Regions from separate parts of the Homo sapiens genome. Here region 2 is linked to region 1. Evidence: chromatin contacts called from ENCODE Hi-C data. All regions are on one chromosome and are shown on one strand. Each heading gives the region's core, a stretch centred on a gene start or an enhancer-like site at or near the end of the contact. The rest is flanking DNA. Distances are from core to core; before and after follow the strand shown.

Region 1 (3,288 bases), core at 200-2,699:
ACTTCCCCTGTGGCCCTGCTGTGTACCAGGGACCTTCATGCCACTGCACAACCCTCTGGTGCTCCTGAGGGTGACGTGACATTTTCCTCCAAGTTTCCTAAGGAGTGCTGCTGTTGGGTTAAAGACACACAGTGTCAGCTGGGTGCGGTGGCTCAGGCCTGTAATCTCAGCACTTTGGGAGGCCAAGGCAAGCGGATCATGAGGTCAGGAGTTCAAGACCAGTCTGGCCAACATAGTGAAACCCTGTATCTACTAAAAATACAAAAACAAGTTAGCCGGGCATGGTGGTATGTGCCTGTAATCCCAGCTAGTAAGGAGACTGAGGCAGGAGAATCGCACCAACCCAGGAGGCAGAAATTGCAGCGAGCCGAGATCGTGCCTTTGCACTCCAGCATGGGCAACAGTACGAGACACCATCTCAACAACAACAACAAAAAAGACACACAGTGTCTCCTGTAGCATTCACCACCCTGCGAGCTCCATGGTGTAAAGCCGAGTAGTGGGGCAGGCAGCATGGCCTAACAGGAGCCCGGAGTGGGGACTCGGGACCTGGGGTGAGCCCTGGTTTTGGCACTGCCTCACTGCAAGGGCAGCTCGGAAACTTTCCAGGAGCAAAGCAGGAATGGGAACATTTAGATGAAGCCAGCTCTGGGCTTTGTTTCTGTATTTGTCAAATAAAGAAGGTGAACCCCTTGGGGGTGTCATCACAGCCACTGTAGCCCTGTGTGTACATAGGGACCTGTCTTTAAGCATTGATATAAATCCCCCTGCAGATGATCAGTGCCTGTTCACCAAGCTTCCAGTTGCAACACCTGAAGATGGTTCCTTCCTTCATTCGGGAAACACGGGGTCCTCAAATCTACACCTGACTGGGGGCAGCCTACAGCCCTATAGGAGAATGAAAGAGCTTGGTTTCAGAGCTCTTCAGACTTGGACCAGCATGGATGGCTCCACGTTCCATAACAGGCATGCCAAGGGTGTTTGGATGACGCTCAAGGCCAGTGATTCCTGCCTGGTAGGCTTGCAGTCTCGCTGCTGACCTGACATGTTCTCTGGAAGGGAGAAGAGTGGACACTGAACCTTAAATCAGAGCATCATCATTCCCACTGTGATGCTGGGAAATGAAATGATCGTGTCATTCTGCTCAGCTGGCGGGCTGCAGGGTTCTCTGTACTTAATCACACAATGCAGATCTTCCCTTGGCTGTAACATTTCAAATGTTACTACCAATTTCTGTCTAATAGGGTGAGCAATGGGGGTGATGGCTACTCTAGCAGCCATTGTAAGACTTGGGGACTAAACTATTAAAAGGAGCCCCCAATCCCCACCACAATCAGAGCAGACCTATGCCGTCTCCTCAAGGACCCTGTACTCCCCCAGGGGAGGTTTGCTAGCCAGTTGCGGGAACAGTGAGTGTGGGGAGATTCTGGAGGCTTCAGTCCCCATGGGAACAGCACTGCATGCAAAACAGAGCCCACACAAAGGGCCTGAGCAAGAAAGAGAGGCACCAACCCCCTGCCAAAAGTTCTCAGAGTTCCCACAGTGAGTCTCAGAAAGGGAGAGTTTTGTTTGTTTCTGAAAACACATAATGAGGGTGTTATAAGAAGAGCCACCTGCGTGCATAAAGCATAGCAAAGTCGTGCCCCTCCCTTCTGTGGAATGTCTCCTGTGGCCATCGGACCCTGCTGCCCTAAAGTAGCCTCCTCACTGGACAGAAGAATCTATTTCCTTGACCTAATGATGTAATATTAACCTTGCAATCCCAGGCCAGGTGGGGCTAATATTGTGTGGCCTTGCACAGCTGAATGATAACGGTGCCCATGCTGTTTAAGAGTGTAGCTATCATCAAGGTTTCTGTCCCCTCTACAGTGTCAGGACCAAATACTGACATCCTGCCTGAGCTCTTTTCCTCCCTAAGGTTTCCCCAAGCAGAAGCCCTACCCCTTACTGAAACTGCATGGCAGAGTGTGGCTGATGCTGGGACCAAAGAAGTCCCTGCAGACAAGAGCAGTGCTTCTGAAAGTGAAGCACCTGCTAAACAAGCTATTACTGGTCCCCACACAAGCCTTCCTTGACCTCCTGGGCCCTGAGAGGTGACTGAGAGCAAAGCATCTGTCCCAGCCCTGGCACCTCTTGGCTATGGGGCCTCAGAGTCCTCTCAGAGACCATTACCAATTTTTGAAGCAATAATTTAGATGAAGCTCTTAGAACTGTGCATGGCATGTAGTAAATACTGTTAGCTATCTTTTAAGCAAATATCCCAGATTCATGCAAAACTTGAGAATCACTGCCCCTGGGAATTGATCAAAAGCTTTCAGAAAGGGCTCCTGCCCAACATTTTTAGAGCCTGAATAAAGTGGAAAACAAAACCCAATGTAATCACTTCGCTCCTGTTCCTGGCATTGGATAAAAAGCACTGTGGGCAGTGCCTGCCTTCCCAGCCCCCTCTCAGCAGGGTGGGCCAAGCCCTGGTGCTGAGTGCTCAGTGCCTCTGAATGCAGAGGCCCCGGGGGAGGCTTCTGGGGCATGGGGTGGATGGGAGCAGGCCCTCAGCCCCTTTGTGTGGGTTGCCCCGGCATCCACCACACTAATCCATTTCCACTAAACTCTTGGTGATACTGCTCTGTGAGTCTTCTGGAAATAATACAGGAAAACAAGACTTTGGCAAAAGCAAGTATAGCTATACTTTACCAATATTGCCGGTTTGGTTCCAGACCTCTGCAATAAAGTGAATATCACTATCAAGCGAGTCACAAATTTTTGCTTTCCCAGCACATGTGAAGATTGTTTACACTATACTGTATGTTTTAAGTATTCAATAGCATGATGTGTAAAAAAAAATGTACATACCTTAACTTTAAAATACTGTATTGCAAAAAATGCTGACATGGATACACAAAATGAGCACATGCTGTTGGGAAAATGGTGCCATTAGACTTGGTCAAGGGAGGGTGGCAGCAAACATTCACTTTGTGAAAGATGCAATATCTGTGCACTGCAATAAAGCAAGACGCAATACAACAAGGTCTACCTATAAGCCAAAAAAAAAAGGACTTGAAGTCATGTTTTATTTCCCTGCCTGGGATCAGCTTATACCTGCATCCTTTCTGACTTAACTAGTGAAATACTTCATGCATAAACAGGATGGGGGCTGCTTCCCTGCAGAATCACTGCCCTGAGGATGAACGACTTCCTGGGACCAAAACTGACAGGTCAGGACTCTGGGAGAGACCAGGGAGGCAGTTCCATTCCTCTCTGTGGCACAACCTGTGGTTGCTGATGACTTTT
Region 2 (2,833 bases), core at 8-2,507, 38 kb before region 1:
TCTTTTCCTATCAGGAGCTGGAAGGAAGAAAAAAAAAAACATGGTGGAAAGGAGTAGAGAGGAGGAGATTTTGTTGTTGTTTACATAGATATAAAGGAAATAGGATTTTGGTCACTAAAATGTTTCTAAGAAACATTGTGTTTTCTTCATTGAAATAACAGGAAGAGCTAACACTTGTAAGTCCTGTTGCACGCACCTTCTCTAACTCGTTTAAACCTCTGCAAAGACAGAGGAGGCAGGTACTGTTATTATCCCCGTTTCAGAGAGGAAGAAACTGGGACCCCATTTCAGAGAGGATCATTAATTTGCGCAAGTTTCCCAGCAGTAGAGGTTTGAAGCTAGGCCATGGCTGATTCTTTAACCTTCTCAACTCCTCTCTCCTGTGTTTAGACGATCATTCAACTGTTGTATCAACATTGAACATACAGCAATGCTTAGGGCAACAATAATTTTAGGAACAATACAAAAATAAGATGTGAAAGAAGTAGAGAACTGAAAGCGCAGCCTATTTGTGCTGTTCAGGAATATTCTTTATTTGAATTTGAATTTCACTGATGTCACACCAGCTTTGTTTGCCAATAGGTTAACTTGGTAGTATCGATCAAAGGGCATAATTTATGTTATTCCTTCTTCTGAATTTCTTGAAATCATCACCTTGTTTTGTTTCCAAGACACATAGCCTTGGGACCACAGGCCCGTTAGTGTGAAGATAACAATGTCAATCCCTGGAGGACTTTTACTTCCTGCTTCTCATATCAGATAACGTATGCAAATTATGCCCACGCAGCATCTGCATAGGCAGAGTTGATGTCACCCACAGTTCAGTGGAACTCTGTGTACTGCTCCACACTCATACCTGGGAGAATATGGTGAGAATCCTTGGAAAGGTGGCCCTCAAGATGGGTGAGCTTATGCACTGAGACCCCATGGTGAATGGGGAGCAAATGCTGGCTGTCGTTCCCCAAAGATCTCAATTCCTTCTTGTATCAAAAAAGTTTCCCCAACCCCGATATGTATAGCCGCATATTCACAACAGCCAAGAGGTGAAGCAACTCAGTGTCCATTTTATGAATGGATAAAAAAAAGTATAGATCCATACAATGGAGTTTTATTCAAGCTTTAAAAAAGAAGGAAATCTTGGCATAATGCTACAACATCGTGATCTCTGGTGACATTATGCTGAAAGAAATAAGCCAGTCACAAAAGGAGAACTACTAGATGGTTCCACTTATAGGAGGTCTTAGAATAGTCACAGTCATGGAAACAGGAAGGGGAATGGTGGTTGCCGGGGGCTGGGAGGAGGGAGGAACGGGGAGTTGTTTTTCCATGGGTATAGAGTTTCAATTTGGTAAGACTGAAAATCCTAGAGATGTTACACAACAATGTGAATGTGGTTGTCACTACTGAACTGTACACTTGAAAATGGTTTAAAGGGCACATTTTATATTATGTGTTTCTAACACCGTTAAAAATTGTTTGGAGGGAAAAAAGGAGCTTCTCCGTGTGGGAGAAAACCCCCACAAGACCAGACGAGACCACACAAAGCCATCAAGCCTCGTGCCTGAGATTTTCAGACACCGTATTTGTAAGTTCAGGCGCCAAACTAAGTCTGTGGCCTGGGCTGTATTCTTGTAATCTGCTAATGCAGTGTTAAAAGGGTTAGGAGATGTGTTGATCGCTTGCCACATAAATCAGCTGAATAAATGATAACTTTCATCATAGCTGTGATCAGAGACCCAACACATCCCCCAGGGTGATTTAATTAACTGACATTTTTCCTTTGAGAAAGGAATCACTTAAAAACATAATTTCAGGTCTGTTTTAAAAGACATACAAGCACATTGTACCTTTGTCATAGGCATTTAATTTGTTCTCAATTGGTAGCAATGATGCCAACATAATTTTAATAAGGTTTGTGACTTCGTATGGGTCCCCAGGGGAGGATAGAATCTACATGTTTAGTCTATGAACAATGTTGGTGCTTCTTGTGGTTGTAAACATTGTCATCAAGAAACTGGAGAGAAGTCATCAGCTAGCAATGCTTCTCTTTTTCTTTCTCTCTTCTCCTAGCAATGCAGCAAAAAAGCCTCTCCCCTGCTCATGTGGCTTTTGAAGTCCTCGGGCATCATTGCCAACCGCCCCTGGCCACGGATCTCTCTCACGATCATCACCACAGCCATCATATTAATGATGGCCGTGTTCAACATGGTAAGTCCCAGAGCACGGCCGTGTTCAACATGGTAAGCCCCAGAGCATGGCCGTGTTCAACATGGTAAGCCCCAGACCACAGCCGTGTTCAACATGGTAAGCCCCACACCATAGCTGTGTTCAACATGCTCAGCCCCGGGGTGAGTCAGGGCTCACAGCAGGCAGGGCGTTCTTCCCTTCTGGGACCTGTTCTGTGGAATTTTGGAAACTTGCATTTGGCTCCTTTGCAACACCAGTTGCTGCCTATTAAATTTAGCATCTCTTGGCTACAGCAGTCATTTCTCTAAGGAAAGGGGTGCTTTCACAGAGCCACCTTGAGAGACTGGGTGACTCCTTGGATCAGTTCCCCACTTCCTTGCTCATGGTGGCCCCTCAACAGGCTACAGAAATAACTGCAATGTCTTAAGGATAGTCATGAGGGACAAAGGAACCCTCAAACTAAGGAGAGTGCGGTGTCCTGCCCTGGAGTTTAAATGATGCGATTGCAACCCCTTGCTCCCCGTCTCACCAGCTGCACGACTAGAAAGACGTTTTCATTGAACTCCACAGGCTCCATTTTCACTTCTTTGAAAGTGGGAACCAAGACTTCTCTACCAAGGTGGTTCTAAGGATTCAATGAGCCAGT

The links. Hi-C counts contacts between places; a loop is a spot of excess contacts on that map. Pooled maps may share reads with other maps.
Region 2: a loop to region 1 is called in a pooled map, with 2.1 times the contacts of the local background. The contact joins two enhancer-like sites. A Hi-C loop is called at or near these places in 2 of 168 maps with a recorded cell type or tissue (Caco-2 and gastrocnemius medialis), 3 of 37 single-sample maps with no recorded cell type and 4 of 50 pooled maps.

What each region holds. Positions count from the first base shown.
Region 1 is chr5:7,793,031-7,796,318 of GRCh38, forward strand. The region is part of intron 20 of ADCY2 (adenylate cyclase 2); the gene reads left to right. Among named protein-coding and RNA genes, the nearest start is that of CFAP90, 56 kb to the right of the region's middle. RefSeq lists enhancers at 1,249-1,408, 1,659-1,758. Within about 2 kb of position 1,450, at least 2 of the 41 ENCODE cell types and tissues checked have a DNase peak (open chromatin) inside an H3K27ac peak, as active enhancers do.
Region 2 is chr5:7,755,379-7,758,211 of GRCh38, forward strand. It overlaps ADCY2 (adenylate cyclase 2), which reads left to right. Exons shown (of 25, transcript NM_020546.3): 16 at 2,071-2,208. Among named protein-coding and RNA genes, the nearest start is that of CFAP90, 94 kb to the right of the region's middle. Within about 2 kb of position 1,258, at least 3 of the 41 ENCODE cell types and tissues checked have a DNase peak (open chromatin) inside an H3K27ac peak, as active enhancers do.